2 separate regions of the Mus musculus genome follow, and region 2 is linked to region 1. A link is a loop called in an ENCODE intact Hi-C map of the cell type or tissue named here. Cell type or tissue: heart. All regions are shown on one strand. Each heading gives the region's core, and the rest is flanking DNA. Links, peaks and the distances in the headings are about the cores only. Region 1 holds the start of Tsen2 (tRNA splicing endonuclease subunit 2). Region 2 overlaps Mkrn2 (makorin, ring finger protein, 2).

Region 1 (15,306 bases), core at 3,621-11,620:
GGAGGAATGCTTCCAGGATGCCTAAGAAGAGTTGACAGGGACTTCTGTGAGACCCCTTGACTCTAGTGTAGAGCAAGCAAGGCTGGGAGACCTGCTTAGAACACCAAGTCTCAGGACTTTATAACACATTCTAGATATGACAGCAGTTGGTGTTTTGGGAGGGTGACTGAACAAGCAATGCATGCAGACGGGATTTGAGCCACATCAAGTCCAGTCTCAGTTTCCAAGCATTATCTACTCCCAGGAGAAAACAAAGGCACAGGGTGTTGCCATCGCAGACCACCTAACACCAGATTCAAGAAGACGCAGCCACACCGAAGCCCAGGCAGCCCTCACTTACTTCTCTGAGGTGATTATAGGCATGTCTGTCTGCACACCTGGAACAGAAAGACGTTCTATTAGTTCCAGACAGACTTCCTTAGAGGGAACAAAACCCACTAAAACCCTAAAAAGACAGATAATTTCAAGATCACACAGCTAACTGTCTACTGGCCACAGCCAGCTTCTGACCACTGTCCTTCCGTGCAACCACAACCTCTTGCTGGCTCAGGTGGATCCTCAGAGCCTTAGCCCCAGCTCAGAAGCACAGATATGCAAGAGGTCAGTTCATAAGTGGGATGCTTGGGGCCTGTGTGTAAGCTTAGCTTTCATTTCCCCTCTGTGGCTGGAGAGACCCTTGATGGTGGTATGGTTTAGGGTACGGAGTTGGGGGCTTCAGCTCTACCTCTGGGTGTCAAGTAGGATAAGGCCTTTCTTCTAAAGTGTTTTCCAAGTCACTCAATGGTCTAGCTTTTACTCCTGCTCTTCATTCTGCCTTTAGGATAAATTGTCTCCTCTCCCAAATTCAGCCTTGTGGTGGTTTGAATAAGAATGCCCCCCACCCCACAAGCTCCTATTGGAACACTTACTTGGTCACTAAGGAGTGGCACTATTTGAAAGGATTAGTAGGTGTGGCCTTGTTGGAGGAAGTGTGACACTGGGGACAGGCTTTGAGGTTTCAAAAAGCCCAGTCTCTTTCTGTCTTCCTGCTGTCTGTGGATCTGCATGTAGAACTCTCAGCTGTCCCTCCAGCACCATGTCTGCCTGCAACATGCGTCCTACCATGATGATAATGGATTGAACCTCTGAACCTGTAAGCCAGCCCCAACTCTTCCCATGAACAGAACACTGACTGAGACAAGCCTCACCTGCACGCTAAGGAGGTTTGACTCAAGGCTCCTCAGTTTGATGCCTAGGAGGAGGCAACGAGTCTGCTGAGATGGATTCTGGGGTGGTTTATAAAGCAGAGGCATTGTGACAGGAGACAATGGACAAGTCTCTCTCTTGAAGGCTAAATAGTAGGTGACTATTCCTCAAGACAGCTACTGCCAGGGTCGTTATATAACCAACTGGATAGACCTAGCCAATTGATTAAAAAATATTTATTTATCTTGAGACAGGGTCACATTATGTAGCCCTGACTGGCCTGGAACTTGCTATATAGATCAGGCTAGCCTTGAACTCACAGACTTCTGCCTGCCTCTGCCTCTAGAGTGCTGGAATTAAAGGTGTGCATTGCTGTGACTATCTTTAGGACTTTAAAGTTTTATTTGTGTGTGTGTGTGTGTGTGTGTATGTGTGTGAGAGAGTGTACGGGTGTTTATCTCTGTGAGTGTATGAGCATGCACGTGTATGTATGTGTGCATGCATGTGTGGGTAAGTGTGTGTATGTGTGTACTGGAGTTCAGAGGGTTGTGATTGGGGAGCCAAACTCAAGTCTTGGGCAAACCCAGTAAGTGCTCTTAATGGCTGAGCCATCATTCCAGTTGGATGCAGTATTTCTACAAAAGAAGGATTACTTTGAAATACTTACACTTTATCATTGGTGAGCCTCTAAGGCAGATCTGCAAAGCCTGACCCCCCTTTTGGGCCCCACCCATAGCTCTTGCTGTGTGCTGGGTCAGAACCCAGGCTGGCCACATACTAGACAAATCCTACAACATTCTTTTTTTTTTTTCTTCCTTTTTAAGACAGGGTCTGGCTATGTAGTAGGCTAGCCCCAAACTCACAGCAATCTTCCTATTTCAGTACTTCTAATCTACACTGCTACGATTTCAGTGTTCTTCATCATGCCTGGTTTTTACTTTCAGTATTGATTGATTGATTGATGTCCATTTGCAGCTAGCCCAGGCTGCCTTGAGTTCACAAGCTTCCTCTCGGCCTCCTAAATAGTAGGATATCAGAACTGCACAACCAAGTTTGGCTTTATTCTTTCTTTTTAACTGGTACACAAAAACACAAAATCTGTAACATCAAGAGGTAACATGGCTTCCATCCGTGTACACTTGTGTAATTTTTAAGTCAGGCCTAAATCTACCTCCTCAAATCCTTTCATCTTCAAAAACACCATGGATTGCCTTTTAAAAAAGAAACATTAAAAAAAAAATGTGTTTCAGTGCTTTGCCTGCATATATGTCTGTGCACCACATGCATGCGGAGGTCAGAAAAAGGAATTGGCTCCCCAGGGATGTAATGGATGGCTGTGAGCTGCCATGTGGGTGCTAAGAACTGAACCTGGGTCCTATGCAAGAGTAGCCAGTACTCCCAAAGGCTGAGCCATCTCTTTAGCCCCCAAAATGCATCTTTCTTAGGCTTCCATTTTGGTTTACCCACAGCTCACAGCTTTATGCTCTCATTTAATATCATCACAGTGAAGCCACAACCCCATCCTGCTTTCTGCATTTCTAAGGCCAAGGCTAGCAGGCAGCCTTCCTGGAGGTAGCCCACTGGTTTTACATGCTCTGTGATGGGTGAGCTCGATGGCAAGGCAAAGAGACTTCATCTCAGGATCGCTTCTTGCAGCTGATATGGCTTTCCTGTCATTATTCAATTAATATAACAATCCCTGGCCATTAGCCCACCCTATTGAGCAGATTTCCTGCAGATCAACATCAAGATGAACTGTCATGAATTAATGCTATTTAGATGAATTAATGATTTTTATAGGATTCCTGATTCAATTCAAATAATTTGAGGAAGAAAGGTTTTGTTTTGTTTTTTTTTTTGAGACAGGGTTTCTCTGCAGAGCCCTTTTGTAGACCAGGCTGGCCTCGAACTCAGAAATCCACCTGCCTCTGCCTCCCAAGTGCTAGGATTAAAGGTGTGCACCACCACAGCCCAGCTTACTTTTAAATCTTAAATTCTACTTATTTATTTTTTTGTGTGTGCACACACACACACACACACACACACGCACGCGCGCGCACGCGTGGAGGTCAAAGGACAGCTCAGAAATCAGTTCTCTCTTTCCACCATATGGGTCTGTGATAATTTGACTACATCTGAAATTAACTAAAAAAAGGCAAGTAGTTGGATGCAGGTGTAAGAAGTTTTTCTTGATTGGGTCATTTGAGGTAGGAAGACCCACTCTAAATCTGGGCCATTCCTTTTGATGGCAGCCCACATAAAAAGGACCCAGAAGAAGGAAGCTTTCGCTTTTTGCCTGCTTGCCCTCACTTTCCAGTTCATCTACCCCGCTGCTGTGGCATTCCTTCACTGGCGTTAGAGCCTACTTCCTCAGGGTTCCAAGGTTGCTAAAGACCAGCTAAGACATCCAGTATTGTGGACTGAAGGACTATTGGATTCTTGGACTTCCTATAAGGAGACGGACAGCCACTGTTGGACTACTGGACCACAGCCTGTAAGCCACTCTAATAAATCATATAAATATATATATATGAACAAACCCCTTCATCTATAAATATATAACAATATATGTATATATAAATATATGTATATTTCACACACATACAAACTCTTAACACAGTTCATCTGGGAGATCTAACTCAGGTCATAAGGATTGGTGATAAGCACTTTTATCCACCAAGTTGCCCACCACCAGGCCCATGTTAATAAATCGGTTTAACAATGCCATGGTTATTGTAAATTCTACCTCTGAACCAACGAGCTCCTTTTGACAGCAGCACAGGCAGGGAGAAGTTCCTACACACAGCATCCTACCAGGCAAAGTGTAACAAAAAGCTTGATTAATAGTTTTCCTGTCTTTGAGGGGCAAAGGATTGGAATCAAGGCCCTATATGTGTAAAGGCTTCTAACCATTCCAGAAGGAAGGTGCAACGCATTTCCAAGAACTAGAAAAGATCCTTTTGCCTGATCTGCTGGCAGATGGGAGACTCTGAGTTCAAGGCCAGCCTGGGCTAAGTAGTGAGACAGTCAAAAAAAAAAAAAAAAAAAGTCAAGCTAAACAGAACAAGTAGCTGTTTTGATGCAAATTCTTGTAGCTGCTCTGCTCTTCATTGTCAGTGTTGCCTCTCTTTCAGAACTTACCATGTCCCCAGGACTCGTAAGCACCAAATGAGAGCGACACGGCTTACCTTTCCATCTGGCAGCCAGCGTGGGGTTGGCGATTGTGAAGTTTGGACGGCTTCTGGAAAGAATCCCCTTTCCAAAGTAACCCTTTCAAGAAGAGACACGGGCGCTGCTCAGTGGTTAGGCTCCAGCTGCAGTGGGGTACACTACTCAACAGCCTCACGTCTCCCCGATTTCCTAGTGATCACACCCCCACCTCTGCAGTGCGTATAGTGTGTGTAGGTGTTCATGTGCGAGTGTGAACATGTGGGTGTGCAGGTGCACGTGTGCACATGTGGGTGTGCAGGTGCAGTGTGCACATTTGGGTGTGCAGGTGCACGTGTGCACATGTGGGTGTGCAGGTGCACGTGTGCACATGTGGGTGTGCAGGTGCACGTGTGTACATGTGGGTGTGCAGGTGCACGTGTGTACATGTGGGTGTGCAGGTGCACGTGTGAACATGTGGGTGTGCAGGTGCAGTATGCACATGTGGGTGTGCAGGTGCACGTGTGCACATCTGCATGCCATCAGTGTTGACTATTTCCCATAGGGCTGGGGTCTGAACTTAGGACCTTGTGTACTCTGCCCACGGATCCATCTCTGCAGCCCTCCAGCTTTCAGCACCAGCTCGTCTTTCTCATGACAAATTACCCTGGCCTGTGTCTGGCATCCCTGAAGGCATTAGGACAGGCAGGGGCAGCTTTTTCTCACATGTGGCCCAGGAACACAGTGTACCTGGGAGTGAGAGCTATACCCACTGCAGACATAGGTATTCTTGGATTCTTCTGTACTCTGGAGAGGAAGTGTCCCTCTCTCTCCTGCTGTTTTCCCCGAAATACATAATCTTCCTGGTTTTGATTATAAATAAACAGAAAAAAAATCAAATAGTAATAAGATGAATAAAACTTATTCAGTATGTGTAAAGCCTCATTTTACCTTAGTCACAAACAAAGGCCTCAGCAGGGAACTGTAGGCACATAGGACCCAATGAGGCCTTAATGCACCAGGTCCCCAGGGACCCCGAGGCTGAGGCCCCTGACATTACTGTAAACTCTCTAGAGAAGGTAGAAGCGAGGCAGAATGCCTGTCATAGTCCTGAGCTGGGAGCAGGAGCAGGATTCACTGTCATAGGTGGGGATGGCAGTGGGGATGGCAGGTACAGTTCAGAGGTGGAACACATGATCCTCAGTGCAAACCCCAGCACCAAACCAAACTAGCAAACCCTAACACTGGATTCTGATGACAGAACACTGCTCCATTAATTTATAATGTCACTGAATTAAAGGTATGCTTATAAGGAGTGAACATCATGGCTATAAACTACATCTCAATCAGTTTAGGTAAAAAAAAAATCAATTACTTTTTAAGACCAGTCATATTTAATTTATGTGTATGGGTGTTTGCCTGCATGTATGTCTATCTGTATACCATATATGCCTGGTGCCTTCAGAGGCCAGAAGAGGGTATTGAATCATCTGGAACTAGAATTACAGATAACTGTGAGCTGCCATATTGGGGCTGGGATCAGATCTGGAAAAGCAGTCACTGCTCTTAACTGCTGAGTCATCTCTCTATCAGGCTGGCTTTTAAAGTGTCCTAGCAATAAAAACGAGATGGAGAGTGGGTCTCATCTGTTGTCCTGTCTAACAAATGCCAGCAAGGAGAGAGAGAGAGCAGAGATGTTGGGGAACTTTCCACAGGCCCTGGCTCATGGGTCCCATGCCACTGTGTAGTGACCTCTGGGAAGGGACAGGAGTCAGTAGGGATGACTGTCAAGTCTTTACTCATTATCTTTCTGTAAATTACTTCTCTGTCTTTACTATACAGCGCTTCACCCTGTGTTTTTGGTTTGTGGTTGGGCATGTCTAGCTCTCAGGCTTACAGTTGAAGTTTCAGAGCTGCTGCTTATAGTTGGTTCTGGGAGGAACCTGGAAGAGGAGGTGGCTGCTTGGGGTGTCCCCAGGAAGGAACCAGAACGGCCTGGGCTTACCTTCCCATACAGCTGCTCCATGTCCTCTGTGCCCCTCACCACCACATTGTTGCTAATCATTTCAGCCTGGAATATTCGGAATTCCTTCCTGGGACCTTGGTCCTGACCAAAGGGGATGGGCAGTGGTGACTCGTAACTCTCATAGACTCTTCTTTTCCTCTTAGGAGCACGGAAGACTGCCTCTGCCATTCTTCAAGGATAACAGGTCTCTAGAGAACAAAGGAGAGGAACCAGTCAGTAAAAACGGACCATCAGAGCCAGCACAATCAGAACCAGGTTGACCTGGTCTCTGGGGGAAACAATGAACTAGAAGACACCATGTAATAAGGACATCAGTCACGGGGGTATCTCAGATGCTAAGACCTCTAAGAAGCCAGTGCCATCACCTTAACTGAAGCTGGTAACACCAAGGCCTTAAGAATTCCTGTCTTTGAGCCAGGCGTGGTGGTGCACACCTTTAATCCCTGCACTCAGGAGGCAGAGGCAGATGGATTTCTGAGTTCGAGGTCAGCCTGGTCTACAAAGTGAGCTCCAGGACAGCCAGGGCTACACAGAGAAACCCTGTCTCGGGGGGGGGGGGGGTGTGGGGCAGGGAGAAGGAAATCCACGAATCATAGCAGAGTCACTGTCATTTAGGGGCCAGTTATGTCCTACGAAACGCCAGTGGGTGTGTGCAGGGACTGAAGCCAGGCTGTCCGTGCTGTATTCTACCCTGTGTGCTGGCTACCGCAGTGTACACACCACCATCAGGAAGCTGCTGCATCTTAGCTGGAAAACCTTTGGTAAAAGTCCCACCGACACTGGGCTTTAGCTCATCTATAAAGGGGTAGAAACCCAGCTCCTCACAGCCATGGTTCACAGAGGACAGGGCCTGGCAGAGTGGCATCACCCAGACTCTGATGATGCTGGTTATGAAGTGAGCGCCAGCAATGCCATTTTACAGTCAAGGCAACACTCAGGTCAGTGAGGCCCGTAAGGGCCCTGTGAATGACATCACTGGATTAACATCAGGGCTGTGGGAACCAGAGCCCAGGCCCTCTCTGTGGCTCCTGCTCAGACACAGGTTTGCATCTGTTTACTGTGGTCTAGGTCTGAGTGAGATGCCACACAGCTACCAACCAGGTAGAGACTTACCTAGAAGGATCCAAGGAAGCTGATGTGAAGACCTCTTTATTCTGGGTCTTACTTATTCTGACCCAAGGAGACAAAACCAGTGTGGAATACACACAAAAGTGAGTTGGATGTGACACGGAGCTGGGGCCGGCTACCAGCACCGAGCATTGCTGAGTCACAGCCCATGCAAGTGTGTACATTCCAACTGACAGACGCTTCACCAGGCCGGTGGGGGATTTGAACCTGCAGCTGTCTAGGGTCAGGTCTACACATGACTTAAACTGGGAGCTTACTGAGGAGGTGGGTGTCATGACCATTAAAGAGGAAACGATGTGGCAGGAGCACTGCCTGCTCTTTTAGAGGATTCAGGTTCCACCCTCCGCATCCACAGGGTAGTTCATGCCCATCAGTAACTCCAGTCCCAAGGATCCAATGCCCTCTTTTGGCCTCTGTGGGTACTGCATGCATGATAAGCACAGACAAGACACACAGGCAGGCAAACACCTGCAAAATGACAGTCGTGGTGGCGGTGGTCATAACAGAAACATCAAGCCCTGGCCAAGGTGTTCACGAAACTTCTCATGAAGCCAGGAATGTCAATAAAGACAGAAGGAAAGATGGACCAAGGAAGTTAGAACAATGGACAAGTGCGTGTCAAAGATAACCACGCACGGGGATGGAGAGAGGCTTGGTAGGTACTCATCCAGAAGAAAGACCCAGGTTCAATTCCCAGCATGCACATGGTGGCTTATGCCCACCTGCAACTCTAGCTGCAGGGGATCAGAAAGCCTCTTCTGGCTCCCTGGGGAACAAAGTACTCGAACGTTACATGTCATAAAGCAGATACATACAGCCAGGTACATATGTATAGGGTAGACCAGACCAGGACGGTGGTCTGGAGGACTGGATATAAAGGCTTTTAGTTGCTTCTTTTCCTAGTGCTGGGAATTGAACTCAGGGCCTGGATCATTCAAAGAAAACTCTCTATCAAAGGAGCCACAGTCCCAGCCCAGCCACATTCTTTTTTTTGTTTGTTTGCTTTTTTGTTTTTTCGAGACAGGGTTTTTCTGTGTAGCCCTGGCTGTCCTGGAACTCACTCTGTAGACCAGGCTGGCCTCAAACTCAGAAATCCGCCTGCCTCTGCCTCCCAAGTGCTGGGATTAAAGGCGTGCACCACTATCGCCCGGCTGCCCAGCCACATTCTTATTCCCATTGTACAAGTGAGAAGAATGGCTTGCAGCGTGTGTGTGTGTGTGTGTGTGTGTGTGTGTGTGTGTGTGTGAATGTATCTGCAAAGACTGTTAAGGAGAAACCTGCTCATGCCTGTCACCAGAGCACCACAAAGCATATTTCTGTCCATCAAAAGCAAGGCCTGTCCTTCATTCTTCTCTTAATCTGCTAGCCTAATATTCATTTAAAAATTTCGGTTTTGCTGACACGTGGCCTTGTTATGCAGCTTTGGCTAGCTTTAAACTATGATCTTTCTGCCCCAGCCTCCCATGTACTACAGCTAAAAGCACGAACCATGACACCCAATGGTCAGCCCAACCCCGCTCTATATGCTTCTACCGTCAATCCAAGCACAAAGCATACAGTAAAAGGTGGGTCCATATCACTTTCCAACACTCTTGGATCAGGGGTCAAAGAAGCCTCTCTTATGGCAAACTTACTCATGGTCTCTTAGCATGTATTTTATTTATTTATTTATTTATTTATTTATTTATTTATTTATTATTTTGAGATGAGGCCACACGTAGCCCAGGCTGGCTCCAAACGTGATATGTAGCTGAGGAAACTTAAAACCAGCTTGATGCTCTCGCTTCCATCTCTGGAAGTTGGGATTACAGGCGGGCAGCAGCTTGGTTGGATGCGGTGCTAGGAGTAGACAACAGGCTGCCAACCGAGTCCCATCCTCAGCCCCTCGTGGGCTCCTCATCATTTGCAAACACACTTTCATCTGTGTCCCCCACTGCACAGCTCCTGGGCCGAGGTGCAGGGCTGAGGGCCAAGGCAGACCAGCTTGGGGCTGGGGCAGATGGCATCTGTCAGCGAGAGCGAAGCGCTCCGCAGCCCTCGGGACGCTGTGCCCATGCGCGCTTGAGTGACAGCCACAGCTCCCACCCCGCTCCCGCCTGAAGTCGCTCGCACGCTGGACACAGAACGCGAGAAACAGGACTACTCAGTCTTACCTTTCGCCGCCACGCGCGCCCACCGTTACCCGGCAACCGGGGGGCGGCGCTGCAGCCGTCAAGCAGTGCGGCCGCAAAACCAGTTGCACGCAGCCGCAAAAGGGACTGGCTGTGTCCTAGCACAGCACGCCTGCGCACTGTACCGCTGACGATACATTCCGCCCCATCCCCCGGCTAAGTCTAATGAGGAAGGCTAAGGGGTAATATATCCCGCCTTAATTCTCACAGCAACCCCCAAGGTTTGTTTGTTTGTTTGTTTGTTTTCCTTTTGAGATTACATAGGTCTCACTGTATAGCCTTGGTTTGCCTGGAACTCACTTTGTAGCCCAGATTGGCCTTGAACTCATGGAGGGACACCTGCCTTTGCATTGCCAGTGCTCACTGCCTGTAAGTTCTAACACAAGGTCCATTTTTTAGAGATGAGATATGAAGCAACCTGCCCCAAAAGGCTGCCCTTGACCTCAGTGTGATATGAGATTTTTTTCAGCAGTGAACCCTGAATGCTACCAGGGAAGATGTGCCCACTGGAGCAATAATGGTGCGAAGGTTACAGAGGCAAACCCACATTACTGATTGACTCTGAGGCTGTTCGACGGAGGGAACTCATGCCTGGTATTGTAAACCTGATCTAAAGTCTCAGGAAGTCAAAGGCCCTGAGGAGAAACTGACTAGTATCTTGTTAAATGAAGAGGCCCAGCTACTTCCAATTTTTTTGGTTATACCCACAGCTTAGTGTTACCTTCGCCCCTGGCCAGAGAAGCTCCTCTCTGCAGAGGGCTGTGGTGACTACACAGGCTCAGTACTGGTCAAAATGCTGGCAAGTGACTGCTGAGAGCTCAGCTTTAAATGGGGTATCTATATTAACCCTTGCCTGCCCGAGGCTGAGGAAACATGGAAAAGGAGGGTGATGCAGAAAGGAGGCAAGAGCCAGAGGATGGGAGAGTGCTGTCTTCTGAACATGACAGAGCCCAAGGCATTCACGGACTCACAGCAGACTTGGGTACCTACATAAGGCGTGGTCAAGATCAAGCCTGAAAGATCAGTTAACCTTCTAGCCGGCAGTACTGACTGTATTTGATGGATGACCAAAAAGATAAAGGGCAAAGGGAATGAAGATAGGAAGGGATGAAGGGATGTGTGGGCAAGTAGAGGGATGGGAGGGGAGAGCTGGGGGTGGCTGTAGTCAAGATACACTGTATGAAACTGTTTAAGAATACACAAAAGATAACAACAAAATGTAAAACAAAGAATGCAGACAGGCAGGTAAAGTTTCTGTCAGGTGTGGTGGTGAGTGCCTTTAATCCTAGCATTTGGTAAGAAGCAGCCAGATCTCTATGAATCGAAGACCAGTCTGGTCTACATAGCAAGTTCCAGATCAGCCTAGACTATATAGTGAAATCCGCCTCCCCTTCCTCCCTCCTTCCTTCCCTTCCTCCCTTTCTTCCTCCCCACCCTCCCCTTCCCTAGGTTGGGGTGTGAATTAGTTGTAGAGCAATTGCCTATCATGCAGAGGTCCTGGGGTCCATAAAAACAAAACAAAACAAAACATAAAAATGTTTCTCACATTTCCAACTTTTGCTATCTTGTTTCTTTCATATTCTTCATATCTCAACCTCCTTATTGGACTATTTGAAGATAATTCCTACCCACACATGGTGGTATGTATTTATAGTCACAGTTACTATGGTAGCTGAGAAGCTAGCATCTTTTGAGGCTGGGAGTTCAAGGCTGGGCAGTATACTAAGACCCTTGCTTATCTCTTAAAAGAACATCATGAAGCAGAGCCTTGTTCTCACACGCCTTTAATCCCAGGCAGAGGCAGGCGGATTTCTGAGTTCGAGGCCAGCCTAGTCTACAGAGTGAGTTCCAGAACAGCCAGGGCTACACAGAGAAACCCTGTCTCAAAAGAACAAAAACAGAAACAAAAAAACCAACCAAGCAAGAAAAAAACCAACCAACCAACCAAATAAAAAACCACCACCTATGAGAGGGGCTATAGAGGTGGCTCAGGGGTAAGGGGTTAAAGAGCACTGGGCACTTTACCAGAGAACCTGTGCTCAATTTGCAGAACCTACTTTGTGGCTCACAACCATCTGTAATTTCAGTTCCAGGGGATCTGATGTCCCTTTTTGGCGCTAAGCACAGACATGTGTAGGCAAAACAGTCATGTGCTGGCACACTTTTTTTTTTTTTTCTTTTGTATATGCGTGCATTGTAGCTGTCGTCAGACACACCAGAAGAGGGCATCAGGTCCCATTACAGATGCTTGTGAGCCACAGTGTGATTGCTGGGAATTCAACTCAGGACCTCTAGGAAGAGCAATCAGTGCTTTTAACTGCTGAATCATCTCTTCAGCCTGGCAAAAACAGTCATAAACATAAAATAAATCAATTTAAAAATAAATAAAACAAGAACCTTAAACAGCATGTAAGATCTCACTCATGATATCCTAGTATAAATCTCTTAGTGTATTATATACGTGTAACACAGACACATATACTTGTATCAACTGTGTAGTTGATTCTATTTCTGGTAGTCATGCGTATCCTATAAAGTTAGCAAATATTGACCTGTTCTTCCCAGAAGAACACTGGGGTGGCTTCTGGGAGCCTTTGATCACAGCCTTTTCATCCTGTGGTCAATATAACCTTGTTTCACAGTGGTGGCTCTATTTAAAGCCAGACTCTGTATTATCTGCCGTTCATTCATTAACATTGACCTCACAGCCCACATTGCAGTAACTGGTGTGTGCCAGGGGCTTATCTGAGCCGTATTTCCTCCAGTAAATCACATTTCCTGGCTGAGCAACACTGCATCACTTCAGCACTCTGCCTAGGGGCATTTGAAACACCAAAATCACAAGTAAAAACCCACAAGAGTGTAGAAATCTTGGCATTCACTAACCCAGAAAGCATGCTTTTGTTTGTTGTTCTGAGAGCTGGAACTAGAAGGTGGGCTTCTGAGGGAGTGTGCGCATGGCTGACTCTGCAAATCTGCGAGGGATTGCAAAAGTGAGGCCTCATGTTGAGGACACACACACACACACACACAATCTCAGAATTCCAGAGTAGTGTTAAAAACAAACAGAAAGGAGCTGGAGAGATGGCTCAGTAGTTAAGAGCACTGACTGCTCTTCTGACGGTCCTGAGCTCAAATCCCAGCAACCACATGGTGGCTCACAGCCATCTGTAATGAGATCTGACGCCCTCTTCTGGGGTGTCTGAAGACAGCTACAGTGTACTTACATATAATAAATAAACAAATCTTTGGGCCGGAGCGAGCGGGACCAGAACGAGCATAGGTCCTGAGTTCAATTCCCAGCAACCACATGATGGCTCACAACCATCTGTACAGCTACAGTTTACTCATATACATAAAATAAATAAATAAATCTTAAAAAAAAAAGAAAAAGAAAACAATTAATCTAGGTGTCAACGCAGGGAACACATGACTGAAGGGAAGGAAGCTGGGCAGTGCAAAAAGGGCGACCAAGACCCAAACCAGCCAGCAAGCACTCGGGGTTGGGGGACTGAGGGGGTGAAGGGGGTGGGGGGCAGGGACTTTACAGCAGGCGCTGCCTCTGCCTCTTCTCCATTGGCTGGGGGCTGATCTCACAGACTTGGGATATTGGTTAGTTTTAAAAGAATACAAAGCAAAGACAATGAAGAAAAGGGATTGGAGCTTCAGGCCATCAAGTTCTGGGAATGTGTGTAGGGGAACGTTCTGCATAAACAAAAGTTATTTATTTATTTTTTAGTGGAGGTAGGGAGATTTATGGAATCTTAGATATCTGTCAGTCTATCAATAATCTATCTATCCATCCATCCATCCGTCCATCTTCCTATCTAACTCTCTATCTCTTGAGACAGGGTTTCTGTGTGTAGCCTTGGATGTTCTGGAACTCGCTTTGTAGACCAGGCTGTCTGGAATCAAGATCCAGCTGCCCCCACCTCCCGAATGCTGGGATTAAAGGTGTAAACTATTTTTGATAGACTAAAACAAGCAAACATTTCTATCAGTATAAAGGACATTTGTCTACTACATAGTAAACACAGCAGGAAATGGACATCAAATCTTTTGTTTGTTTGTTTTTTGTTTTGTTTTTCCAGATAAGGGTTTTTCTGTGTAGCTCTTCCTGTCCTGGAACTTAACTCTGTAGACCAGGCTGGCTTCAAACTCAGAGATCTACCTGCTTCAGCCTCCTGAGTGCTGGGATTAAAGGTGTCCCAACTGTCTGGGGACACCGAATCTTAATGTGAGTCATGAACAGAACCAACACATAATTTTTTAAAATATATTTTTTTAAAAAGTTGCCCCCCCCTCCCACGTACTTTTTGTTGGGGGTGAGGGTGGGGGAAGGGGAAGGGGTTTGAAACTGTTAACTGTTAAGTTTCAAATTTGGGACAATAGGCTGAGGTGCCTATTTAACATATCAAAGTAGACCTGGCCACCAGGTTCTTCCAGCATCCCTTAGTCCCTACCTGTTACAGGATATGGCTGCTATGCCCCTGCCCTCTACCCTGAACTCTCCAGCCCAGGGGCTGGGCTAGGGCTGCCCTTTTCCCAGAGACTCTTCCCTATGTAACCCAGATATTTTGGTTACCTGCCTCTCCTTTTGGGCCTTTGGCCTCCTGGCTGTTGTACTTGGTTCCTGTCTCTCCTTTTCCCTCCCCCCTCTCCCCATATGGTTCAGGTCATGACCACTTTGGACTCTCCCAGATGTCTCTGCCTCTGGCTATCTCTCCCTTATATCTATAATAAACTTACTCCTCCACCATACTTAGGAGCAGTTATAACCTTGTCTTCCTCCCTCCCTGCCTCTCTCTCTCTCCCTTCCTTCAGTTTCTTCCTTTCTTCCCATTCAGAAACCGTCTGATGTTGCTGGCTTCAAACTCTGCATGTAGCACAGAATAACCTTGAACTCGGATCTTCATCTCCCAAGTATTGGGATTATAGGCATGAAATTTGGTGTATAGATTCGACAGTTTTCAAGGCTGAAGTTCGAGGTCAACTAGATGATGCCCTGTGTTTTATCTAGCCATCCTGCTCACCTCTACTATGGCCATTGTGTGGTTGTCATAGCACGCCTGTGAGTTGGGTGCTATCACCTCTGTCTCTGTTTCGGGTAGCTGGGACCAGAGCAGGCTCCATGGACTCCCAGCCTCAACGGCCTCATGGGACTCTAGGGCTTAGCTCAAACACCCAAACAACAAGCATGCAGTGTTGGAAAAAAAAAAAAACCAAAAAAAAAAAAAAAAACCACGACTCTGTTAAGAGTTGGTGGGAGGGCAGGTGATGGCGGTGGGGCCCTTGATGGACTAGGAAGGCTTCCTAGAAGAGCTGGCTTAGAAGCTGGGGGCCTGATGGTTGTCTGGAGCACAGGGCTGGCCACAGTGAGAGGCTGGACTCAGCTTGGAGGTTCAGGGAGGAGCTGGACCTGGCCGGGGCAGGAGGTCGGAGTCGAGATAAGGCCGGATAGGCAAGGTGGGGCGGATTGTGGAGGAGCTTGAATTCCAGGCTTGGCTTTCGGACTTTACCCCGCAGACAATGGGGAGCCGGCCGCATTTCTGAGCAGGGCTGGGCAGACCCTGTCGCACCATTGTTTTCCTGAGAGGCCGGACCCTGCAGTGTTGCATCTCAACCACGAGATGGCGGCATTTCAGCAAA
Region 2 (15,306 bases), core at 4,994-12,993, 63 kb before region 1:
ATGATTTTGGGTTTTAATTTTGTTTTTATTGAGCCAATACAGTTGGTTCCTTATGTTATTTTAATAAAATAAATTAAATTTAGGTTTAATGGCTACTGACTCCTTCAAAACTTGCAGTGCAGTTTCTTGTGCAGACAGAACTCAAGGAGCCCCCTCTGCAGTTCATGAACAACCAAGTGAAAAGCACACAGGTAATAACAGGTTTTCTTATAAAAATAAATTCAGGTTCAGGACAAATTTGCTCTTTCTTGCCCCCAGTTCTTAGACAGAGGAGTGACTGCTCCTGTTTACCACAAAAACAAGTGTGGAGCCTACTACTTTATAGGGGAGAACAAGCAATCTGTGAGTCCTGTGTCTTGTGCTCTTAGTACAAGGGGAGGGTAAGATGGAGTCTCCCTGGAGATCTTCACAACTGCACACACCTGTGACTTGAGACACTGGAAGGAACTCAATAGCCACCCTCACAGCTGTAAAAGTCTACACTATGGTACAGCAGCACCAATATGGCCAAATGTGTTCTCACTACACAGCTGCATCAATTCCAAGGCTCGACAACTCTATTAGAGATGATCACTGCAGAGGAGCCTTCTACAGGGCTGGCGATGTCTTGGCAAGGAAAAAAAAAAAAAACCAGATCTGCTGCAAGTTTACTGTTGCTTAAGGAAGAAAGTCACAAAAGAAAGATGGCAGTCAGGTTTCATTTAAAAGCACTCAATTAAAACAGCTGGACCACATAGCTGGTCCCGGAGAAAGGGGTTGGAGGTACAACTGAGAGCTCAACTCTAAATGTAGTGATTCTGTGGACGTGGTGATCTCCCTTCCCTTCCCAGGGGGACTCACTACTGCACTCACATCCCAGTACCACGTCACCTCGGGTCGGTGACAGATGCGTCCACACCGTGCCTTGGAAAGTTGACTGCAGAGCCAAATGAAGGCGTCAGCACTGACTAGGGTTCTGATGATTCTACTCCAGAAAGGTGCATGAAGAGGTCTCCTAGCTCTGTCACATCCACATCGTCAGTGCTGGGGACTTGCCGGGTTTCTCGGTTCTCGATAAAATCCCAAAGCCGAACTGAGTTAAAGAACTGCAAAAACAGCCAACAAGCACCCCTGGGTCAATGGAGATAGCAGCAGACGATGAGTGCCAGCTTGTATTTTGCTTATGCTGACTCCTGTTCTGCTGCCAAAGCTACTAGGAGCCTGGGCAGTAAGCACCCAGGAATGCCCACTACTTACCCTCACAGTGCCTTCAGAGCTTAGCTGCTTCCGAGGTTTCTCTGGCTCTGCCAGCCGCCCATCAGGGTAAGCATGACGGTAAAGGCACTTGCTTCCAAAGGGGCAGGTCCCCTTGCCTTGTTCAAAGTATTTGCATGCCTTCTTCCTGAAAAACACAAAATCAGAGGCTGATGGAAAAATGGAATTAAGCGTGACTACTGTGTTCTGGCTACATTACCTCTTTTCCACTGGGGAAGCCTTGCTGGAGAAGTGAGGTGGCCTGTTGACCTCACAGTTGGTACTCTGATTCTCAAGCTAGGCAAAGCTGCTGGGATGCACTGTGTGGAGGCGGCAGTGCTTAGGAGCAGGGCGCCCCACCCCCACCCCATCCCTGAGCTCCAGTGCTGCACTAGGGCTGAGTGAGGCTTGGATAACTCCAGCATGCCGAGGTCTGAAGCTGGTTCACTTGCTCTGCTCAGGTCTCCAAAGCAAGTGAGTTAGTTTCCTTTCCTCCTGGTCAGGAATCCTGTCAGCCTGGGAAAGCAGGTCTTAGCAGATGCCTAAAGTGACAGATACCTTCTACTGTTTAGAACCTAGCTTAACTCTTTACTCTGCCCCTGGCTCTTCTCTGTTGTGTGGAATCTTTTTTTTCTTATGGTCTGGACAGTAAACTCTCAGCTCTCCAAGGGGCCCTTCATGAGCTTCTGAACTGCCTTCTCATTGGGTATGGTGGCACAGACCTTGGAAAGCAGAGACAGAAGGTCCCCGAGTTTGAGGCTAGTGTAGTCTACAGATACTCCAGCCAGGGCTAGACCCTGTATCAAAAACAAACCTTGTCTTCCCTCCTTTTTCTCCTCCAGTCCTACCTATCTGCCCACCAAAGTCACAAGCTCCAGTTTGGCTACCTCACTTGGTGTTCTCAGCTCTTACATTCATCTAATCTACAGACAAACCAAACGCCAAACCCACCTGACCCTCCAGTGCCCACTGTCCCATTAGCAGGGTAGTATGCATGGCTGCCTGTCTGCTAGTCATGCCTTCCTTGACATCCTCCCATCCCACTAGTAAGTCTCCAACCTCTTCAAAGGACCACAGTGCTGCTGTCTAGCCCACAGGACAGGTACAGAGCGCCATACAACTTCCTTCTCGCATCCAAGGTGTACTCAAGTGCTTAGTCAGTTCTAGCTTGGGTTACTGATGAAATCTGCCACCATACTGTTCCATCACCCTTTGATGGGAGATGATCTCACTCATTTCTCCTTTCCCTGGTGGTGCCTGGCACAAACCCTGTGTCTGGAGACTGCCCAAGAACATCCACCAGAGGGATGCACAGCCAGGCAACATCAACAGCAGTGAAACAATGTCAAACTTCAGCACAGCACCTTTCTAAGCCCAACCAGCTCTGTCTGGCAGCATCTGCCCTCTCGTGGGTGAACATAATCACATGACAGGAGAAAAAAATGTGTAAATATCAAGCCACAGAATCTAGATAAATATAAGAACTTCCAAAATAAATAATTGGAGAGGGGTGCACTTTAAAAAAACAAATAAATAAGTGTATTTTAGCCAGGCATGGTCATGCAGGCCTTTTACTCCAGTACTTGGGTGACACAGACAGGTGGATCTTTTGACTTGTAGGCCAGCCTAGTCTATGTAGCAAGTTCCAGGCCAGCCAGCACTACACAGTGAGATCTTGTCTCAATAAAAACAATGACATAAAAGGAAAAAAATTTAAATGGCAAATCTGATGTTGCCTTGAGGGTTTTGTAATAATGTAAATACAACACATGTATTATTCCCAATACAAATGATGGTGATGACAGAGAACACAGAGAAGACAGTGGGATAGTCTGTGGAAAATTCCTACAAAAATAGTTCTTTTAAAAAGATGCCAGGGGTTGGAGAGATGGCTCAGTGGGCAAGAGCACTGACTGCTCTTCTGAAGGTCCTGAGTTCAAATCTCAGGAAACATGGTGGCTCATAACCACCCATAATGAGATCTGACGCCCTCTCCTGGTACGTCTGAAGTCAGCTACTGTGTACTTATGTATAATAATAATAATAAATAAATCTTTGGGCCAGAGCAAGCAGAGATTGAGTGAACGGAGTTGACTGGAGTGAGCAGAGATCCCAAAAATTCAATTCCCAACAACCACATGAAGGCTCACAACCATCTGTATAGTTACAGTATACTCACATACATAAAATAAATAAATAAATAAATCTTAAAAAAAAAAAAAAAGATGCCAGGTGTGGTTGTGCATGCCTGTAATCCCAGCAGCATGAGGGTGACTGGGCAGCAAGTTGAGGCCAGACAAGTCAACAGAGTGTCATGACAAGCATCTGGGGGTTGGTTCTCATCTTCCACCTCATCTGAGGCAGGCTCTTTGCCTTATTCACTTTACTGGTTGTTACTTTCCTAAGTGTGAGCTGTTTTGAGGCTGACACTGTCAGCTTCTTTGGGCCTTGCAATGGACAGGTTGTGAGACGGCAGATCCTCAGTAGTACTTGTTAAATGCATGGGCAATCAGAGATGGCAAGACAACCTTGGCACGTAGGCATAGGGCTCATCTTAGAACTCATCTACTTCCTCAAGGCCTCACTGAGCTCTGTAGCCCAAAGCCCAGGAAAAATGCCTGGCGGGAGCAAGAAGCTCTGAGATCCATCTACCAGGTCCATACTCTTGGGAAACCTGAAGGTGATAGAGGCTCAAATCATACCCAGCCAGGTAGGTATGATTTCATAAGGTATTTCCCCTTATGAAATCAAGACACTTACCCCATTCCCTGTTTGAAAGCTTCAATTAATTCATTCTTTTTATTCTGATCTTCTACCCAATACACACTTGGAATTACAAACTCTGATATCACACGGCACTCTGGACAAGACCTGAAAAGACAACAAAACCAATAGGTCAGGAAGGGAGAAACACGTCATGAATCCTCTGCACACACCACTCCAAACATCGTTGCTCAAACACATGGCCAAAGACACAACTACCACCGTCTAAGAGCAGCTCCTGCTGCAGAACAGGTTCAACTCAGTAAGAAACAGACTCCTGAGTATTCACCCAGGACAGTCAATAAACACACAAAACGATGCTCATCATCTTCAGTGACTATGGAAGGCAAGATGACAGTTCAGATTAGAAATAAAGCCAAGTACAAGAAGCTGGATCTGCAGGTAAGAGAGAGATGGTGTGAGCACTTTGGGGGAACAATGTGTTGCTGTTTGGTTAGAGGCCAAGCAACTGTGACCATTGCTGGGGTCTAGTCTTGTGTCTGAGTGCCCACTAGCTGTTGAACAGGTACAAGCTGTTCTCAGAGAACAAAGGCAGTAATTGCTGAGCATGCTCATCAGGGGTGGCCCTGGAACATTTGCTGAGGGAAAAGGGTGTGCATGAGGACAAGCAGAGTAAGGTTTCTGTAGAGAAAGAGCTTGGCTGGAGACTGCATGACAGAAGACAAGGGTGGGTGGGTGGCAGTGCAGGCTTAGGGGACAGTGAAGTTTCTAAAACTAGACTGCATGTCAGCTGAGCAACTCTGCAAAGCACTGGATGCCACAGAACTGTACTCTTTTCTCTATGAAACTGCTGCACATAGGCAAGTTCCCCAACAATGTGCACAAGGGAGTGGGAAGTGCATAGGAGCCTTTCTCCAAGGGATCCTCAGCTCCTTTATTAAGGTGAAAACACCTGAAGAACCAAAGGTTACAAGGCAGCTAGCCTAAGGTAGACATGACAACTGTCCATAAGGACTGCAAAACAGAACCCAGCAACACCACCTGATGATGAGTTCCCAGTATGTAGAGATCACAGAGGCTGGTCACTAAGACAGGCAGATGGCACAGGACGATCTGTACAGGCTCACACAGCTGGGGGCCTGGGCTCCAGAGGGTAGCAGAGAAGCCCAGTTGCACTCACTTTATGATTGGGTTTTCAAACTGCTTGGCACATCTCCATTGACGGATGCAGGACAGGCAGTAGGTGTGGCTGCAGTTGGAGAGAATGCCAAACCTCCTTTCAGAAGCAGATGCTTTCTCCAGGATCACCTCCATGCAGATGCTGCACACTTTGTCCTGGCTCGCCTGGAAGGCAAACGCCTTTTCCATCTCATGTTCAAATGTCGACATACACATCTGAGAATGACAGGAAGGGAAGTCTTAGGTTCTCTTTGGCCAAGATCCCAGGAGTTGCTCAGCCACAGAGTCACAGAAGCTACTAGAAGCTGTGTGTATAGTCCCTGGATTCAGGACACACAGATCTGACCACAAAGTGGACCTCAAGCCACCTTGTCCTTGTTCTAAATTCCATAGTAAGATATGGTCACCTCCAGCTTACCAGCTATGGATTTCTGGACACTGAGATTACTATGGAGGTTGTAGCATTCATACACAGCGGGTCACAGGGCTTTGGCTTTTCTGAATGTCATGCCTATCCCATGCCACATCAATACAGGAAACACCGAGCTGAGTGAACTCAAATAAAAGCAGGCAGATGAGGAGATCCAGGCCCTGCTGAGTCGAGTGCACAGCACAGTGCTCTGCGTGTGGATAATGTGCACCCAGAAACCAGGGATATTCATCACCTTCCAGGACTTGGCTCTTAAGAGTCCATGATAAAAGGGCTAGAGGAATGGTGGACAGTTAAGAGCTCCTGTTGCTCTTCTAAGGACTTGAGTTTTGGTCTCAGCACCCTCATCAACTGCCTGTAATGCTAGGCCAAGGTTTCTACATTCTCTTCTCACCTCTACAGGTACTCACCTGCGCGCGCGCACACACACACACACACACACACACACACACACACACACACACACACACACACACACACACACACACACTTAGTTATAATTAGATAGATTGATAGGTAATAATATTAAGGAAAGTCCATAATAAAGGGTTTTCAAAGTTTCCAAAACATTGACTGCTGTATCCTAACTACAGAGACAAGTAAACCTAGGGAAGAAAGATGTGTGTAAGAGGGCTGTGTGTGTGTGTGGCATGCTCACACATAAATGAGGTTCTTATAGAAGTAGGAAGAGGATGCTGGGCTCTGGGGCTGGAGTTATAGGACGCTGCACAAAACAGCTATTTTTTTGTTGTTTCTTTGGTTTTTGTTTGTTTTGTTTTTTGGTTTGAGACAGGGCTTCTCTGTGTAGTCCTGGTTGCCCTGAAACTCACTCTGTAGACCAGGCTGGCCTTGAACTCAGATATCCACCTGCCTCTACCTCCTGAGTGCTGGGATCAAAGATGTGTGCCACCACTGCCAGGCTCAACAAGTGCTCTTAACTGGTGAGCCATCTTTCCAGCCCTGAACTTTGCATTTCTAATACTTCTTATTCTTTTTTGTTCTCAATAATCAAAAATGGCAACAGAAAAAGAACTTAAAAACAGAATAAAAACAAGCCAGGAACGTAACACAGGAATTTCTGGCAGAAAGATGTCTGTGAGACTCCTGAATGACTCCGTCCTGTGGTTCATTCAGGCTTCTTCAAATGATTTCATGCCAAGGTTTTTAAGTTACCTTCTCGTGAGCTTTCCTTTGTTCTGGGTCAAAGGGGTGGAGGACTTGAAGCCTGCAGATCTCACACATGTCCCCATGCAGGTAGACACAGGCATCTCCAAAGCGACACTCCCCAGCGGCAGCATAGGGGCACAACTGCGGCTCATTGCTGTAGGAGCTGCTGGCCTCCAAGTCATCCAGGCCAGTCCTGATGGCATCTAGGTAGGAATGGGGCTTCATCTCTGGGCTGGTCTGAGGGTCACTGCAGCCACCTGGATTATTCACTTTGCTTGGAGGAGTCTTATCTTCAGCCAGACCAGTGAGATCTCAACACAAAACACACACATACAAGTGAGATCTCAACACAAAATACACACACACACACACACACACACACACACACACACACACACACACACACACACACACACATGCTCAACCTGTCCTATCAACTAATAGCCCACACTAGGAATAGCTAGTGAAAAGCAGGCCCAAGAGCAACAACAGTACAGAGGCTAGAGGGTGGCCCAGGCAGTAGAACATTCGTGAACAGCAAAAGAAAATGTAGTCTTTTTATACAGAATACCAGATGGCAACATACAGACCACTTAATGCTAAAACCACCTCAAAACATGAAGGAACCAACAAGATGAACAGAACACAGGGGCTCCTTTGTAAATGCAAAAATCCTGAGACCTGAAGTCAGTGGGATTTTGCCCTGTCACACACGGCTGACATTGTCAGAGATGACCCACTGCATCAAGCTGATGATGTGTTTGCTAGGAGTAGAATGTGCCTATTCCGAGGGGAATAACCCCAAGAACTAGGAAACTTCCCAGCGAGGCCCAGCAGCTCAAAAGCCTTTTCCATTTGATGCCTTTTTTTCTCTCAAACCTGTTATGGGCCCAGACCTCATCCTTGTGCTATGTCTGAAGATGCTCTTGAAACCCCCAAAGTAGTCACTACCAGGACACAGCACCAAACAAGAAAGTGACACATGCCCACCATTAAAACACCCAGCTAGAAGTGAATAGTCGGTGACTCCTATGAAGAGGCAACTTCATGGGACAAAAGACTCCTCTGATGCTTTGCTGGGCTCAAAGTGGAGCTCAGCCAAGCTGTGGAGAGCCACCTCTGAAGCTCTGCAGCCTGTTTTCAGATCAACTCTAGACTCCTGGAGTGTCAGGAGTGTCGTGAGAAGGAGGCCTGAGAGCCCGAGAGCAGCACACCCAGAGGCAGCAAAAGCTGCACTTCACTCACTGCGGTCTCTGAGCACCAGCGTCTTCTTCTCCCGTTTTCCAGGTTCATTCGAATGTGTCCTCATAACAGATGTGGCAATGTCAGGAGAAGGGTGAGGACTATGCAGGCCTGAGGAGGGCGAAGGGTTGGGTGCAGGACCCACAGCTCCACCTGCTGCAGCTGGGGGCTTTGTATGATCATATCTGAACAAAACATAACAATGTGTCATGGCCATGCAGGCCCTAACACCTGCACCCTCCCCTCCCCTGCACCCCCAGCCACCAACAGCTGAACTCACTGAGGACCTGTTTCTGTACTCTCAACTGAAAGAGGCTATTGGGGCCATGTGTCCTGTTACCTATACCCACACCTGTATCCCAGTAGGACTGACAGAGACCCATCTACTGCCAAGGAAAGCCCTTGACACCCGTGCTACCATGACAGGCCCTTTGGTAGGAATCCTCAGGACACACTGATTGGGGGGGGGGGGGTGCATGAACAGGTGACCCACTCAAACTCTATCACTCTGCCAGACAGTGAGGACCAGATGGGCTCTGCTCACCAAAACATGGAGTACCTCACACTGTTCTAGCCTGGAGCAACAGAGCTCTGTGTGCATGAATGGCATAGCATCCACGCCAGAAGTCACCTGAGCATGAACCAGAAATGGCTTTCAAACCAATGGCATATCACCGTGTGACACACAAAACCAGTGAGGGTATTGTCTTGTAGCAGTGGGAAAGTCTAGGGTGTTCTATACAGGGTTTAAAGGTCAGACACAAATTATTAATATTCTAAATACAATTTTAAGTTAAAATCTCCCCATATTAAGGCCCATGATCAGGTAGGCATATGGCATACAGCTGTATTTCCACCATTGGAGATGGGGGCAGGAGACCAGAATTTAAAGCCAGCCTTGGCTACATATAAAGTTTGAAGTCAGCCTAGGCGGCATAAAACCCTGTCAACAAAAACCAAACAGCTCCAGTAACCACAGTCGTGGCAGCCTTGCCTGCAGCGTGCACCATAGGCGCAGTAGCCCTTCTGGTAGTATTTGCAGATGGTGGACGGCTTGCTGTTCGCCAAGTCATGTGAGAACAGGCACTGGCTGCCTTCGCGACATACGCCATGCATAAAATACCTGAGAAGCCAAGTACAGGAGAGATGAGTTATGCCTTGGAGGACTCACGAGCACTACACACCAAGCGCCCACAGTGCACTCATTTTCCATGATTTTGTAAGACCTAAGATCAGCTTTGTAGAAAAATTACCTCAAAAGTTTCTATCTTGAGGGGTTAAGAGCACTTGCTGCTTTTGCAAAGGACCCAGACTCTATTTCCAGCCTCTATACCACAGCTAACCACCATCTTCAACTCCAGGCTCAGGGGGATCTGATGCCCTCTTCTGGCCTCTTTAATCACTGCGTGCATGTGGTGCAAAGACATACATGCAAGACATACATACATTCATACACATAAAATGCTTTTCAAACCCTTCTATGGAGAAGCTCTTGCTTTATGTTGAATATGTAAGATATCAGTTTTATAACTGGAAAAACATGTCAGGAAAGAAAACCCGCCTCCCCATTCTCCTGGAGTTGTTAAAAAAAAATGACTGAGAAAGTCCCAGGCTCAGCCAAGTCCCCAAAGCCCTCTTCCTTTTCCTTGCCGTTTCACCTGTCCATGAAGACAACACATACTGCCTCACAATGCTGCTGTACTGATCCCCAAAGAAGACAGTGGCATTGGAAGTCACGAGTGATGCTGGGCATGGTGGCATTTACCTGAAATCCTAGCACTCTTAGGAGACTGGGGATTTAGCTCTATCGGTAGGGTGCTTGCCTAGCATGTGCTAAGCCATGAGTCCTACTCCTAGCACAGAATAAAGCAGATGTGGCAATGCATGCCTATAATTCAAGCACTAGGAGGTAAGAGCCAGAAGGATCAGAAATTCAAGGTCATCCTTAGATGCATAACAAATCTGAAGCTAGCCTGCACATGACACCTAGACTTAAAAAACAAATAAACAAACAAAAAACCAAGGCCAGCCAGGGATACACAGTGAGCCTTTGTCTCAAAAAACAAAACAAAGGAAAAAAAAAAAAGAAAAAGAAAAGGAAAAAGTGCACAAACCTCATGAAATGTATGTACATATGGGATATTATTCAGCCTTAAAAAGGAAAACATTTCCAACTCATGACATGAATGAGCCTTAAGGACATTGTGCCAACAGATTCATGTAAGGTACTTTGAATAGTTAAATTCACAGAAGCAGAAAGCAGAGCGACTGTTGGCAGTTAAGGGGGAAGACTGTGGGGTTCAGCATATTTGTCTAACATGTAGAGCTCCAGGGATTGCTTATATGACTAAATTATCACATTATCCAGTATCCTCCTGGGTTTCTACTCTTATGATGAACACCAGGACCAGAGCACTGTGAGTTAGAAAGGGTCTATTTCAGCTTTCAATTCCCAGGTCGCAGTCCATTACTGAGGGAACGCAAGGCAGAGATGCTGCTGACTGGTTTGCTCAGCCCAGTGAGCTGGATTCTCCCTCCCACACCAATTACTAGTCAAGAAAAAGCAATAACAGGCTTGCCTTCAGGTTAAGCTGGTGGAAGCATTCTCAACACTTCTCTTCCCATACAACTCTTCGCTTGTATTGACAACAAACTAACTAGTACACACAACATTCTTTTTTTTTTTTTAAAGCCATATACAGGATCTCATTTTGGTTAAAAATATCATAAACATAAACTAGTGAGCTAAGAGTGGTGATCCACCCAAGTATTTAATTGTCTAGGATAAGGGGCAATGGGAGAGGGAGAAGAGGGTGGAAGTAGACAGGGCTAAGCTCAATAAATATGCAAAGGGCAAAAGCTCTCAAAGCTGTTGATGCTGACCACAGGCTGCCGGAACCCAGGCATTTGACATTTTTCTTTTTACAGTACCTGCCCTTCCCAGTGTTTCTACTGTGAACATATTATATAACTGCCTTTGTAGTAACAGAAGGCTGACATCACTTTTAAATGAGTGGGTGCAGTGTGAACTGCTCCGCTCAGCACAGCTTTATTCAGGCTCCCCTGAGTGCAGCTCTTACTAAGGCCTATAAAGGACAGGACAAGTGGCGTTAGTCACACTGATGAAATCTTCCGAGTGAAGGCTGAAGGGTGGGGAAGCAGAGAGACAGGAGACACAGACACAGCTGAGGGAGGGCAGAGTTCTCAAGCTCATGTTAAGTGGAGATTGGAAGGTAGCTCTGTGTGGGGTGAGGCAGGGGCAGGCCTGCTGGGAGCCTTGACTGGAATCACACTACCAGAGCTCACCAGGTCACCTGGTCAGCAGCTGTAACACTGCTGGCTCAAAATGAGGTGCCCGGGAAGCTGAAAGGCACACGCTTAGGCTGGGATTTCTGGAGACTGCAGAACATTCCCTACTGTGGTACAGTCAGCCTGCAGGCACACACTGCAGGGACACACTGCAGGGACACGCTGCAGGGAGAGGGGGCCTGCAGGAGAAGGTAAAACAGTCCCTTTACAAAAGGCTCAGAAATGCTTTTCTAGTACAGCTTTATTGGAACGAATATTTTTAAACTTATTTAAGAACGCAGCAGGCACTTGAGATGCTTAAGCCAGAGAATTGCCATAAGCTAAATGCCAGACTAGCTACATACAACAACTTGTAGAAAAAAGGAACACACACACACACACACACACACACACACACACAGGAATAAAATTTCCCTCATCAGGCAAAGTGGACCAGCAGACTGGACCCTGAGCCAGCCAACTGTGTTGCTACTGGCCTGCCTAGTTTATCTTGCCCTGCTCCTTTATGGTAAAGAACACTGTGAAAGTAGGCTTTTGGGTAGAGCCTCCTCACATTCCATTGAACAAATACAATGTGAGGCACATATGAAATGAGATCACATAAAGGGTTAACAGTGGCCATGAATGAGCTGACTCACCAGCTGATTCCAGAGAGCCATGACCTACAACTTGCCCTGTCCAAGCTACACAAGATGACTCCTTAGAACCTACCTGCCTCTTCTTCCTCTCAGTCCCAAAACTCAAAGACTGGATCACTGAGCACATCCACATTGACACTGTTGGCAAAAGCAAGGCCCTGCTCCTTGGAGAGCTGGCCCTGTGGTTAAACCAGCAAGGCAAAAGCCAAGCACAGACAGTCCAGCACCTGGCCTTTTCCACGACAGCAAGTAGACCAGACAGAGTACAGTGTCCATGACATTCATGACAGAGTGGGCAGGCTGCTGAAGATGCCCACCTCCTGCTTAGCTTATGGAGCAAGCCTGCATCTTTGCCTTGCACACCCATGAAAGCAGAAGAGCTGGCCAGGCCCACCTATCAACTTCCTTCCCCTGAGTCTCACCATCAAGATGGGAAATGGAAAGTTCTGAACTTCTGGAGAGTCACCCACGTGTCCCAGGAGACACTTTCCAAGCCTGACATGGTTTGTAGCTTGCTAGGAGGCTAGAGGGAGTGTTGACGATGAACCTCAGGGAGAGCCCACAGCGTACAGAGGCCTTGAGCTTGCTTCTCAGCAGATAGGGATAGGGGTGGAGAGAGCAAGTAAGACCATGGAAAGAAGTCACCACAGCAAGTCCAAGGCCTCTGAGCTGGCCTAAGAACATCCTCTGGCTTCTAGAAGCTGATGGTATAGTCAGTTTCTCTAAAGGTAAAAACAGCTCACAGTGCCTCAGTTGTACCATTGTGGTTCATATAAAAGCCGTTTCCTCTTGAGTCTGGAAGGTGGGTCACAGGCAGAAGCTGCCCCATACTGTACCCCACCTGATACCTCAGGTGAGGAAAGTGCTGTGTGCTTCTCCACAGAAGGGACAGAAGGGACCACTCTCTGGACTCCTGTTCTCCCTTACCTGGCTGTGTACTGCTGTAACAGCTAGTGTAACAGCCTTGGCCTGCAGTCTAGCTGTATGCTAAACATCATGAATCTATCTAGCCAGTCTCCAGGTGTGAATGTAGTTGGTGCTGGGACTCCTCCAGACAAGAAGATATTCCATATCTAAACAATTGGGCAATTCTTTTTATTTTCTGACTCAAAAAGTTTTTTCATATATCGTCCCAGCTGACCCTGAACTCCTGGACTTAACTGATTCTATTGACTCCCCTGCCTCAGATTCAAGTGGCTGAGAGCACAGGCACACCACCACACCAGGCTTGGTCATTCCTTGAGAAATGCCCCTCAAGACTCAAGGGTTTCTCCATTTAGCCTTGGATTCTGGAACGAGATTTCTAGGCCAGGCTGGCCTTTAACTCAGAGTTCCACCTGCTTCTGCCTCCTGAGTGCTGGAATCAAAGGTGTATACCACCACCACCTGGCCATAAACATTATGTTTTAAAGAAATCTTTTATCACCTCAAAATATTTTGTGATCTCAACATACATGGAATTAAGACTCACAGTTTATGCTGGGCAATGGTGGTGCACGCCTTTAATCCCAGCACTTGGGAGGCAGAGATAGACGGATCTCTGAGTTCGAGGCCAGCCTGGTCTACAGAGTGAGTTCCAGGACAGCCAGGGTTACACAGAGAAACCCTGTCTTGAAAAACAAAACAAAACAAAAAAAGAGTCACAGTTTAAGAAACTGGGCCCTAAACCCACAAAGAAATCAGTCCTTGAGCATTTTCTATTAAGTTTTCACTGTCAGGGACAAGGCTTTTGTGAATGAAATGAGAAATCATACTATCTCACCACAAACACAAACCTACTGATATTGCAATTTTCCCACTTAAATACTTTGTATTTAGCAGGGCCTGACTCCTTCACAGCTTAAAAAAAAAAAAACAACCTTTAAAAAACAAAAATGTGTGTGTCTATGTGTTACCTGTGGCTATGTCTTTGCACTGTGTACACGTGTGATGCCTGAAGGGGCAGAACCCTGTCAGATCCCCTAGAACTGGAGTTACACATGGCTATGAGCCACTATACCAATGGTAGAATTGAACCTGGTCTCTCTGCAGAAGTAGTCAGCATCCTTAACTCTCCAGTCCCGTCCTTCATACCCTTTTATAAGGAAACCTCCTTTTCATACATTTTTGTGAGAATGAGAACATGTGAAAACTCTGAAATGTCCTGCAGTTGAGCCCGGGGTCTAAGACTCAATGCTGGCTTCACACCTGTGTCACTCTGACGCTAACCCTGGGGAAAACCTGACAATACCAAGGTCGTTTCACTGTGGAAGATGTTCATAGAGTTGACAGATCTCAAGGTTGTGATGGATGCTACTGACTGCAGATCACTGAGGAGACAAATCTCCTGTCACAACTGTGAGGGAGAGGTGGGAAGACCCATCCTGAGTGTGGAGGTGTCGATCCTTAGGCTGGGGCCCAAGACTGAATAAAAAGGGAAGGGTGACCTCGGCACCAGCACTCTTTGCTGTCTGAGTGTATGAGGTCAGCTACAACAAGCTCCTGCCACCATGCCTTCCCCTCTGTCATGGGCTGTACCTGCAAACTGAGAGTCAAAATACAGCCTTCCTTCGTTACATGCTTCATCCAGGTATAGCACTATACAGCACTACACATTCTATGACTTGACAAGGCAGCAGAAAGAAGACCACAAACACTAGTCAACCCATCTAGCCCCAGCATTCCAACTCTTACCTGCACCACATCTTGGGTTCTCTTATTTGTGAGACAGAGCTAAAACTATCTCCGGGTACAAAGGGGGAGAATCAAAATGGCCGGGCTTAAGCATTACATGAAGGTTTTGTAGACACGTGTCTTAGGAAAGCCTTTAAGTGGTAGAACTAAAAAGCATCTAGGAGTCGGGCAGTGGTGGTGCACGCCTTTAATCCCAGCACTCGGGAGGCAGAGGCAGGCGGATTTCTGAGTTCGAGGCCAGCCTGGTCTACAGAGTGAGTTCCAGGACAGCCAGGGCTATACAGAGAAACCCTGTCTCAAAAACAAAAACAAAAAACAAAACAAAAAAACAAAACCATCTAGGTGTGGTGGCAATTAATTCTTGCATGGGAAGGAGAGGTAGGCAGATCTGAGTTCAAGGCCAGCCTGATACATATAGAGAGTTTCAGGATATACACAGAGAGACTCTGTCTCAAACAACAAAACTGTAAACAAGCAGAGTTTTAGAGGTTATTTTCTAAGTAGCTTGAGTCTGCTTTAAAGGCCACTGTGGTAGGAACACGTCCTCCTGCAGACGGAAGGGAGTAAGTACCCATTCACTCATCCTCAACAGAGACGTTCTAGTAGCGATGACCTGCAAGCACTGTTACAGGACTGCCGAAAAGTTCCCATTGCTGTGATAAATCACCAGGACCTAAAGCGACTTTGGGAGGAGAGCTTAGACTTGTAGGT

The links. Hi-C counts contacts between places; a loop is a spot of excess contacts. Peaks named below come from ENCODE experiments on the same cell type or tissue, not always from the same donor. Only the 100,000 strongest peaks of a DNase experiment are listed, where the experiment ranks them.
Region 2: a loop joins it to region 1, with 2.2 times the contacts of the local background. A loop is called at or near these places in 3 of 42 quality-filtered maps.

What each region holds. Positions count from the first base shown.
Region 1 is chr6:115,539,062-115,554,367 of GRCm38, reverse strand. It overlaps Tsen2 (tRNA splicing endonuclease subunit 2), which reads right to left and starts at 9,677. Exons shown (of 12, transcript NM_199033.2): 1 at 9,640-9,677; 2 at 6,338-6,546; 3 at 4,374-4,455; 4 at 341-377. The coding sequence starts at 6,526. Gm36355 (a long non-coding RNA gene) reads left to right here and starts at 9,721. Exons shown (of 7, transcript XR_869382.3): 1 at 9,721-10,026; 2 at 10,127-10,251; 3 at 15,184-15,306. In heart, for the core only: CTCF peaks have their summits at 7,902 (motif pointing left) and 9,640; DNase peaks (open chromatin) are centred at 7,906 and 9,717; H3K4me3 peaks cover 1,645 bases; H3K27ac peaks cover 1,086 bases.
Region 2 is chr6:115,603,373-115,618,678 of GRCm38, reverse strand. It overlaps Mkrn2 (makorin, ring finger protein, 2), which reads right to left. Exons shown (of 8, transcript NM_023290.3): 2 at 8,970-9,098; 3 at 7,979-8,160; 4 at 6,740-7,044; 5 at 5,138-5,352; 6 at 3,994-4,104; 7 at 1,237-1,381; 8 at 9-1,085. The coding sequence ends at 948. Raf1 (v-raf-leukemia viral oncogene 1) reads left to right here. Exons shown (of 17, transcript NM_029780.4): 17 at 1-110. Among named protein-coding and RNA genes, the nearest start is that of Mkrn2, 9.1 kb to the right of the region's middle. In heart, for the core only: a CTCF peak has its summit at 9,363 (motif pointing left); no DNase peak of the experiment used is centred there.